Linked DNA regions of Homo sapiens: region 1 is linked to region 2. The links are chromatin contacts, found by Hi-C or POLR2A ChIA-PET in ENCODE. All regions are on one chromosome and are shown on one strand. Each heading gives the region's core, a stretch centred on a gene start or an enhancer-like site at or near the end of the contact. The rest is flanking DNA. Distances are from core to core; before and after follow the strand shown. Region 1 has its middle 14 kb from the start of TBL1XR1. Region 2 holds the start of LINC00501 (long intergenic non-protein coding RNA 501).

Region 1 (5,412 bases), core at 700-3,199, 82 kb after region 2:
TGGGTTTCATTGCTCTGCAATATTGTCTTGGGCATAAGTTCCCAAATGGAATGTGGCATGAAACATAATTCTTGCAGAGTTGCTCATGCATGCAGCTATGTGTGGCATAAAAATCCCCAGAGCAAACCTTCAGGTCGCCAAACAGTGTTAGTCCTAAAGTACCTCAGTGGAACATACCTGAAATTTCATGAAGCCTCACCACAGTCAGAACGTTATGCCCCTTTCCTCATCTGAATGCCTCTCTCATTGCTTGGGAGGCCCTACTTCAAGTTAAATGGCCAGCACTGCAAGGGAGGGCAGGATCAGACTCAGGTAAAATGGGGAGGTTGACAGATTATTTCTTCAGGTTAGAAAATCAGTAACTCGAACCCATAGGCCAAATCCAACTGAAGCCAGAGCTCCGAATAATTCATACGTTTTTAAATGGTTGGGGGAGGGGGAAGAGGGAGACAACAGAGAACGTGGCCTACAGAGCTTCAAATAGTTACCATCTGGCCCTTTACAGTAAAAGTTTGCTGGCGCCAGCTTCTGAGCCCTCACACCTCCCTTTCTCTGCCTTACTCCTCTTTAACCCTTCTTCATGCTCTCTAGAAAGGAGCCCGCCCCAGCCCTCAGCTCCTGGTTTATATACTCCATAATTAGAGTTAATCCTCCTACCCAAAGGCAAACCCATTGAATTGACTGCTTTTTCCCAACTAGAGAGAGGAGCCGCTGTTCTGGTTCTTCTCCTTTTCCCCTCCTCACTTTCCCCTGACTAAGGGGCCAGGGAACAGAGATGCCCTTCCCCAGCCACCCAGGCAGTGGGTATTCCAGTTCTCAGCGCCTAGGGGAAGGGGTTCCCATCAACCAGGGGCTTCTGGACACTCTTGTGTACCCTCTGCAAAAGCACTGGAGAGGTCTGCTCCTTGGGTTAACCCCTTTGGGTTATGACACCTATGGTCCTAAGAGAGGATTTATAAGAACTCTGGGCTCACCTTCGTGACCCATAATGCTCTCTGGATGCCAGCCCTTCAACAGTTTTCTTTCTCCCTTGCCAGGCTTGGATCTGTTTGTAGTATAGAGTGGTAGTTAAAGGCATGACCTCATCTACCTAGATAAAAATCCACCTCTGACATTTACTAGCTAAGGAACCTTGGTCGTTTAATCCATGTGTGTTGGGTTTCCTCATCTGTGGAAAGGAGATAATAGTAGTCCTTACTTCATGGCCTGGTGCAGTGGCTCACGCCTGTAATCCCTGCACTTTGGGAGGCTGAGGTGGGCGAGTCACCTGAGGTCGAGAGTTCGAGACCAGCCTGACCAACACGGAGAAACCCCTGTCTGTACTAAAAATATGAAATTAGCTGGGCGTGGTGGTGCATACCTGTAATCCCAGCTACTCGGGAGGCTGAGGCAGGAGAATTGCTTGCACCTGGGAGGCAGAGGTTGTGGTGAGCCGAGATCGCGTCATTGTACTCCAGCCTGGGCAACAAGAGCAAAACTCTGTCTCAAAAAAAAACAAAAAAACAAAAAAAAACAGTCCCTACTTCAGGCTGTGGTGAGGTTTACATGAGTTAATCTGCATGAAATTATTTTGAACAAGGCCTAACACATAGTAAGTACTCAAGACAGTGCTAGCTCTCACTATTGTTTGAGGGTTTGAGGTTAAGCTGTATCCTGGCTGGTCTTGGCCCAGCTCTCCATGTCCTTAGGCTGTTATATAGCTCAAGGGGAGGTGAGCTCTCAAACTGAGGCCAGGCCACCCAATAGGGTAGGCAAAACTGAAACAGGTGAAATGTTATGAGAGGCTTCCACTTCCCTTACTCTTTGTGTCTTCCTACAGAGAATAATGACTAAAAACACCTTGCTTTTGTATGGAGGTTATGATCTGCTTTCACAAACATTTAATTTGACACATGCAACAGCCCCGGTACATAGACGTCACATGGCAGGCAACTGCAAATGTTGACTGAGTGAGGGAAATGAACTGGGAGGCTGCCAATTTGCTGTATGGTTGGGTGTGGTGTACCCTCTGCTCTCTGTTCTGATTGGTTGCAAGGCATATAGAACTGGTCAATAAGTATTTTGACTATCCACTCTGGAAATTTGTTGTTAATGTGGGGCCAATTTTATCAGTAAGGAAACTGCGTTTCTCAGCCATTTGATGCCTGTCTGAGAACATACAACAGTGAAGGTAGAGCTGTGTCTAAAACCCAGTTTCTCTGGCCTATAATCTATCCCTGTGGCTGTTACACCTATTGCTAAATATGCATAAAATAAAGTTTGTTTTGTTCAGTGGCAATAATTAACTCAGTACTGGCACGCACTGTCTTCCTAGTTTGTTGCTCAATGAAGACTCACAATATTAGAAGGCTATCTATAAAGGGGAGTGTACTTGTTTTGTGTTGCTGTAACAGAACACCGGAAACTGGGTAATTTATAAAGAAAAGAGGTTAATTTAGCTCAGGATTCTGCAGGCTGGGAAATTCAAGAAGCATGGTGCCAGCATCTGCTGTTGAGGGCTTTCATGCTGCATCATAACGTGGAGAAAGGTCAAAGGGAAGTGGACACAGGGGAAGAAGTAAAACCCTGACGGACATCTTTCTCTATAAAAACCTGTTCTTTTATTAGTGAGAACTAATCCATTCCCCCAAGAACTAAACCAGTCTCGAGAGAGCAAAAACTCACTCACGGCCCAGAGAACAACACAGAGCCATTCATGAGGAATCCACCCCCAAGAGCCAAGCACCTCCCACTAGACACCACCTCCCAACGCAACCCATTGTGGATCAAATTTATAAACATCAGTTCTGGTGTGGACAAACCATATTCAAACCATAGCAAAGAGAAAGCTCTTATGCCCTAGGAGGAGCTTTCTGTAGTCTTTGCAGGTTCCCCCTTTCCTCAGAGAACAAGTGATTTACAAGATTATAGGAAGGACGTGAGTGAGTACAAGTGCTCAGCGACTTTCCCTCTCTTTTTGAAGGAGCCTTGCCTCAGGACACATACTTTCTCTTGTCCTCTGCCCCTTGATAAGCAGTTTCCCTGGGAGGGAAGGGCTGCCTATGGCTAGGTAGGACAAGTTTAGTGGGAGGGAACTACCAGAAAGTCCAGCTGGGCATGGTGGCTCATGTCTGTAATTCCAGCAGTTTAAGGGGCCGAGGTGGGGAGATCGTTTGAGCACAGGAGTTCGAGACCAGCCTGGGCAACATAGCAAGATCCCATCTCTACAAAAAAATACAAAAATTACATGAGTGTGATGGTGCATGCCTGTAGTCCCAGCTACTTGGGAGGCTGAAGTGGGAGAGTTGCTTGAGCCCAGAAGGCAGAGGTTGCAGTGAGCCGAGATCACGGCACTGAGTTCCATCCCGAGTTATAGAATGAGACCCTTTCTCAAAACCAAAAAAAAAAAAAGTCCATTTGGTTGCATATCCAAGCTTTGATCTTACAAAAAATTAAAAACAAAAGATCAAGCAATAAAATAAAAACATTTTACCAAATAGAGACACAATTTACCAAACTGTGTTCCACAGAAAGCAAACTTTGCATGATCTTGAAAGGTATGTCTTTTATTTTTTTTGAGACAGAGTCTCACTCTGTTGCCCAGGCTGGAGTGCAGTGGCGCGATTCAGCTCACTGCAACCTCCGCCTCCTGGGTTCAAGCTATTCTCATGTCTCAGCCTCCCGAGTAGCTGGGATCACAGGCGCCTGCCACCGTGCCCAGCTAAGTTTTGTATTTTTCAGTAGAGACGGGGTTTTGCCAGGTTGGTCAGGTTGGTCTCGAACTCCTGACCTCAGGTGATCCACCCACCTCGGCCTCTCAAAGTGCTGGGATTACAGGCATGAGCCACCGCGCCTGGCCAAAAGTTATGTCTTTAAGAAGTGTTCAATAGGCTGATAAGATTGTTTTTATTTTTTTATTTTTTTTGAGACGGAGTTTCACTCTTGTTGACCAGGCTGGAGTGCAATGGCGCGATCTCAGCTCACTGCAACCACCCCCTCCAGAGTTCAAGCGATTCTCCCGCCACAGCCTCATGGCTGATAAGATTTTTACAATGCAAGATTTTTCAGTATTTTATATGCTAAAAAGCAATGCAGACCTCTAGAAGGTGAATTTAACATTTATTAGCAGGATGTCGTGGTGCACAATCCCTGGGTGTTGTGGCCTGTAATCTCAGCTACACAGGAGGCTGAGGCAGGAGAATTGCTTGAACCCAGGAGGCGGAGGTTGCAGTGAGCCAATATCGCACCACTGCAGGCCAGCCTGGGTGACAAGAGGAAAACTTTGTCCCAAAAAACAACAACAACAAGGAAAATAAAAACGTCACATTTCCCAAACATCCTTAATGTTGGAACTCTTTACTTCCAGAAGCACAGACTACGTGCCCATTATGAGCGGAATACAGTTTGGGAAATGCTGACATAAGGAAATGATAGTTGTTATAATGGCTGTTACCTGACCAACAGATATTTGGGACAATCTCAGAAAGTGCATTTGGCTTACTTTCTAGTAGCTATAACAATATTGGGGGTGGGGTGGGGGTGGTTGGAACTACAGAGCCAGCCACAAACATGAGCAATATACAGTTAATTTCTATATGAATTGAAGCACCATCAGGAGGAAAACAATTCAAAGATTCAGGCTAAAACGGAGTACTATACAAATTGAGCTCAGTCATGTGTCTCAGCAATCTGGTAGGAGGGGTGCAAGTTCATATCATTTCCAAGTGGTGCAACCTGAATCTGTGGACTTGAATTGTAGCAAGACCATCCCATTTGAAGGCAGGACCTTAGTGTTCCCATTGGCTGGCATAAGGAGTGTTCAGCACATCTTAGCAGCTTTGAGAAAAACCGCCCTGATGTCTGCATCTCCAGCCAGAACCACTCAGGTCAATAAGCTACTCAGTCCACTGGAGAGGTGTCTGCTATAATCTGAATGTGTGTGGCCTCCCAAAATCCATATGTTGAAATACTAATCCCCAAGGTGACGATATTAAGACTTGGAGCTCTTTTGGGAGCTCTCATGAATGTGATTAGTGCCTTCATAAAAGAGGCACGAGGGAGTGTGTTTGCCCCTTTTATCATGTGAGGACACAGCAGAAAGGTGCCATCTATTAACCAGGAAGTAGGCCCTGACCAGACACCGAATCTGCCAGTGCCTTGATCTTTGACCTCACAGCCTCCAGAACTAGAAGAAATAAATTTCTGTTGTGTAGAAGTCACCTAGTTTATGTATTTTGTGATAGCACTCCCAACTGACTAAGACAGCAACTCAGCTCACCTGGGCCAGTAGAATTGTTTATTTAAGGCATTAGGTTTTTTTTAGCCTTAGGAGAGCATAAAGTCAAAGCGATAAAACAAATCAAACCCATCGTCTTATTGTATTTACTTATTCATTTGTTTATTTGTGAAACAGGGTCTCTCTGCAGCCAGGCT
Region 2 (5,542 bases), core at 369-2,868:
AGAATGTACAACACCCTCATATGCAACTGTGAACTTTGGGTAACAACAGTGTGTCAATGCAGGTCCGTCGACGGGAACTACTGTTCCACTATGGTAGGGGATGTTGATAATGGACGAGGCTATGCATGTGTATGGGAAGGGAGTATATGGAAAATCTCTGTACCTTTCTCTCAATTTTGCTGTGAGCTTAAAAATGCTCTGGCCGGGCGTGGTGGCTCACACCTGTAATCCCAGCACTTTGGGAGGCCGAGGCTGATGGATAAACTGAGGTAGGGAGTTTGAGACCAGCCTGACCAACACAGAGAAACCCTGTCTCTACTAAAAGTACAAAATTAGCCAAGCGTGGTGGTGCATGCCTGTAATCCCAGCTACTCAGGAGGCTGAGGCAGGGGAATCGCTTGAACCCGGGAGGCAGAGGTTGCAGTGAGCTAAGATCGTGCCATTGCACACCAGCCTGGGCAACAAGAGCAAAACTCCATCTCAGAAAAAAAAAAAAAAGTAAAAGGACATGATTAGAGAAAATTGAAACAGCCCAAGTCACCAAATTCCTAAAGAAGTGATATCTGGTTCTATAGTTGCCTATCAGTGTGTTAATGTGTAGGTGTGGAGGCCTGGCTACACCCAACACCTACCTGGGAACCAAACAATTCCTACCAACTAATTCCTCCTTTTAATTCCTAGAGTTGTTGCTTTTCTTTCCCACACCTTTATTTACTCTCCCTCCCTCCTGGAGGAGGAGTTGAGACATCTGCAGATACACCTTCCTGGGAAGGTAACCGGCTAGGTCGTGGGAGTTTGAAGTCCAGCCCAAGCCCTCATCCTTATCTCATTGTCAATTGTCTTATAAGGAAATAGTCCAGGCACAACAATGTCTCCTCTTCCTCCAGGTCATGAGTTATTTCCTTATAGACCTTTTCTAACCAGTCTTACCCTTAAAAAAGGAGCTGAAGAACAAACCTGTGCCATTCTTGATGTGAGATGGGGAAGATTTGGAGGTACTGACCTGTGGAGTTTCCATTAATATGTAGCCGTGCACAGTGGCTCACGCCTGTAATGCCAGTACTTTGGGAGGCCGAGGTGAGTGGATCACCTGAGGTCAGGAGTTCGAGACCAGCCTGGCCAACATGGTGAAACCCCGTCTCTACTAAACACAAAAAATTAGCCGGGCATGGTGGCTCATGCCTGTAATCCCAGCTACTTTGGAGGCTGAGGCAGGAAAATCACTTGAACCCCAGAGGTGGAGGTTGCAGTGAGCTGAGATTGAGCCATTGTACTCCAGCCTGGGTGACAGAGTGAGACCCCATCTCAAAGAAAGAAAAAACAAAGTAATTACTCTCCTCATATAGTTGAGCATAAATTCAGCTAGCATGGACTTGGGGTTCTGCTGACAGGCCTCCATAATATATGCACAATATGTCCATCCAGAATGCATAAATATGGAGTGCATACCTATAGAATTACCTGCCTAACACGTCTTTTCTAAGAATGTATTTCTTCCCCACCCCGACTCTCACAACTCCCACTCAGGTACATTTTTACCACAGGAGTCACTTTACACATACCTTAGGGCCCTGTTCCCCGGTCATTGTTCATTCACCCACAGGTTAGCACTGGACTTAAGCTGGGCCACAGTCCTGCTTTGTGGCTCATAGCCTAGGGATGACGAGCAAGCTGAACTAATCTCTCTTCACTGGCTCCACATTTATTAATAGATATGAACTCACATGCTCCTGGCAAGCATGTCCTCCACTAAGAGAAGAAAGCCACTCTGAAATGAGAGAGTGAAGCCAACATTCAGAGGGGAACATGAGATGAGAAGAATCCTGACAACCTTCTAGTGTCTGGCTTTCAGCATTCAGAACCCAGCTGCATCTCTGCTCTTCCTGTGTCTTGATTATTCAATTATTCCTAGAATTCTATTTAAAAAACAAAAAACAGATCAAAAGAAAATACTGGAATCGGTTGGGTGCCATGGCTCGTGCCTGTAATCCCAGCACTTTGGGAGGCCAAGGCGGGCAGATCACCTGAGGTCAGTAGTTCCAGACCAGCCTGACCAACATGGAGAAACCCCATCTCTAGTAAAAATACAAAATTAGCTGGACGTGGTGGCAGGCGCCTGTAATCCCAGGTACTAGGGAGGCTGAGGCAGGAGAATCGCTTGAATCCGGGAGGCGGAGGTTGCAGTGAGCCAAGATAGCGCCATTGCACTCCAGCCTGGGCAACAAGAGCGAAACTCCGTCTCAAAGAGAAAAAAAAAAGAAAATACTAGAATCCTTCCAATCAGTTGCCCTTCTTACATAAGGTAGTTTATGTTGGGTTTCTAACATCTACAACAAAAAGTTCCTAAAAATTATAGAATGTGACGCTCTTCAGTGCTCAGATTGTGTACTAATGAGACATCACCTGATTCCTGGGAGAAGGAAGTGAGATAATGAACGCAGGATTGCTTTGTCACCTATACAACATGATTCATCGACGATCCTTCTGAAGCCCTTACATTCAACTGACTGAAAATAAAAATTTCTGCTTAAAGACCAAAGGGTTTGCCATGCTTTATAATTTTCTTACTTTTTCATACTTTCTGTAATATCACTTTTTTTGAAATCTTGAGAGTTACCCAGTCTCCTTTAGATTAATAGAAACTTGACTACAGAATCAATGCATGTTATATAGGCACAAGAATACCATTTGTAGAATAGCCTACTGTGGCACTTTCCCACCCCTAATGCCTGGACTCTGAGGGATCTGTGAAGTGGGCAAGACATTCTAGGGTTATTTTTAGCATTTTAAAATCTCTAGCTGGCCGCAGTGGCTCACGCCTGTAATCCTGGCACTTTGGGAGGCCGAGGTGGGTGGATCACAAGGTCAGTAGTTCAAGACCAGCCTGGCTGACATGGTGAAACCCCGTCTCTACTAAAAATACAAAAAATTAGCTGGCCGTGGTGGCAGTCACCTGTAATCCCAGCTACTCGGGAGGCTGAGACAGAGAACTGCTTGAACCCTGGAGGTGGAGGTTGCAGTGAGCCGAGATCGCGCCATTGCACTCCAGCCTGGGCGACAAAGCAAGACTCCATCTCAAAAACAAACAAACAAACAAAAAAACTCTAACGACAATTGTACTTGCACCATATATCTATTTACACAAGTTAACCGTAACATCATATTTCTTTGCTTTGTGCTAAAATTAGATCAATTCAGTCTTCCAGCTGACTAGCTCATGTTGCCCAAGTTCTAATTGGCTGTTGATGATACCCCTGGCATTGCTCTGGTGAAACTTGTGGATCAGACTGTTATCAGGTGGTAATATCCAAACAATACCCATAGTAGAATTGACCTGCAGGGAAGCACAGGGGTGAACAGCTGAAATTAAGGAACCTGTGGCAGTGAATATTGCCTATCCATTGCTATGTTTACATATCTCTGTGAATGAGATAAATATGTTTCTATTTGCTAGGAAAAGATGTTCAAAACATGAGAAAAAAGGGGAGAACAGGCTGGGTACAGTGGCTCATGCCTGTAATCCCAGCACTTTGGGAGGCCGAGGGGGGCCAGATCACGAGGTCAGGAATTCGAGACCAACCTGGCCAACATGGTGAAACCCCGTCTCTATTAAAAATACAAAAATTAACCAGGCGTGGTGGCATGCGCCTGTAATCCTAGCTACTGGGGAGGCTGAGGCAGGAAAATTGCTTGAACCCAGGAGGTGGAGGTTGCAGTGAGCCGAGACCACACCACTGCATTCCAGTCTGGGCGACAGAGCAAGACTTCATCTCAAAAACAATAAGAAAGGTTGTGGGGGAATACAACAAAAGGGGCCTTGGGTGAGGAATGGTAACTTCTGGTCTATGATACTATCTAGGATGGTGGCTCCCTTGGTGTGTTCCCTAGAATACTAATTCTGGGGTATTACAATTGAGTTACAAAAAGAAGAGTTATATGTTTTTTAAAGGGATACACTCACTATGCTTGGGCAACACTGAGCCAGACAAATTTGTTTGTTTTGTTGTATGATTTCTTAGAGCCTTTAACACCTTTGTACTTTGCGAATCTCCAAGAGGAAGTTAAAGTGTCTCCCAGACTTATCTGACCATAGAACCCTTCTTGTTTGCAGCATTTAATGAGAGTATTCCATGAAATAGACTTTGGGAAAAGCTGATCTAAAAAATGCTCATTGAGTGCTTCCTATTTTTAGGACCTGGCTCACATAGACATTGTCAAACAGAGGTGGCTCTGTCAGTTGGCAGAGTCACTTCACCTACCACCTAAAGAGCTCTTCCACCTCCCATCAAACCGCCTTCATTTCCGTCATTAAAATGTCATGTCGGCCAGGTGTGGTGGCTCATGCCTGTAATCCCAGCGCTTTGGTAGGCCGAGGAGAGTGGATCACCTGAGGTCAGGAGTTCGAGACCAGCCTGGCCAACATGATGAAACCCCGTCTCTACTAAAAATACAAAACTTAGCCAGGCATGGTGGTGTGCCTATAATCCCAGCTACTCGGGAGGCTGAGGTAGGAGAATTGCTTGAACCCGTGAGGCAGAGGCTGCAGTGAGCTGAGATTACACCATTGCACTCCAGCCTAGCCAACAGAGCGAGACACCATCTCAGAAAAAAATAAATAAATAAATAATAAATAAATAAAGTGCCACATCTTTGGTTTTTTGCTAATACTTTTGCTAATCTAGTGCCCAATATAGGTACTTCTCAGAAGGTGAGTCCAATTTCCTCAATCATTTCCTGGGGGAAAAAATACCTCTAATAGCAGAGCAGGGTGAATTAATAACCCTGAGTGAACTAAGTCTGTAGCAGCCAAATACTCAACATTTCCAAGTCTCCAGTTGGATTCCAACATTCTACACCATAATATATCCGTTTTCTTTAATATACACTGTTTTGTTTGTTGTTGTTGTTGTTTGTTTGTTTGTTGTTGTTGTTGTTTTGAGATGGAGTCTCACTCTGTCACCCAGGCTGGAGTGCAGTGGTGTGATCTTGGCTCACTGCAACCTCCACCTCCTGCCTCAGCCTCCCAAGTAGCTGGGATTACAGGCACCCACCACCTCGCCTGGCTAATTTTTATATTTTTATATAAAACATGGTTTCACCATGTTGGCCTGGCTGGTCTCGAACTCCTGACCTCAGGTGATCCATCCGCCTTGGCCTCCCAAAGTGCTGAGATTACAGGCGTGAGCCATGGCACCTGGCCAATATACACTGTTTTAAATGATTTGGCAGCAAATAGGGTAGGTACTGTGATAATATGCACCAAGTCATAGCCCGTGGCTGTAGGTAACCCTGTGACACATTGTCCGGCTGGCTGAGAGACAGGCCTTGGGGAGGGGGCATGGGTGAGACCTCAAGGAGGAAGTCAGAGTCCCCGTGAGAAGGGGTGGTTGGTGAGTACCAAGGCATTAGTACAAAGCGGGAAGATGGCCAGGTGCGGTGGCTTATGCCTGTAATCCCACCACTTTGAGAGGCCGAGCTGGATGGATCACTAGGTCAGGAGTTCAAGACCAGCCTGGCCAAGATGGTGAAACCCCGTCTCTAC

The links. Hi-C counts contacts between places; a loop is a spot of excess contacts on that map. ChIA-PET counts read pairs that join two places held with the same protein, here RNA polymerase II (POLR2A). Pooled maps may share reads with other maps.
Region 1: a map of transverse colon shows a loop between it and region 2 (2.3-fold over the local background). The contact joins the enhancer-like site here to the promoter of LINC00501 in region 2. A Hi-C loop is called at or near these places in 11 of 168 maps with a recorded cell type or tissue (CD4-positive, alpha-beta T cell, CD4-positive, alpha-beta memory T cell, Calu3 and 5 more), 15 of 37 single-sample maps with no recorded cell type and 10 of 50 pooled maps. POLR2A ChIA-PET finds 5 or more read pairs at or near these places in 6 of 52 experiments (CD4-positive, alpha-beta T cell, Caco-2, MCF 10A and 3 more).

The regions. Positions count from the first base shown.
Region 1 is chr3:177,208,693-177,214,104 of GRCh38, reverse strand. No RefSeq gene overlaps it. Among named protein-coding and RNA genes, the nearest start is that of TBL1XR1, 14 kb to the right of the region's middle. Within about 2 kb of position 1,949, at least 7 of the 41 ENCODE cell types and tissues checked have a DNase peak (open chromatin) inside an H3K27ac peak, as active enhancers do; they include transverse colon, where a contact is called at or near this core.
Region 2 is chr3:177,290,518-177,296,059 of GRCh38, reverse strand. It overlaps LINC00501 (long intergenic non-protein coding RNA 501), which reads right to left and starts at 1,618. Exons shown (of 2, transcript NR_047465.1): 1 at 1,563-1,618. RefSeq lists an enhancer at 1,189-2,388.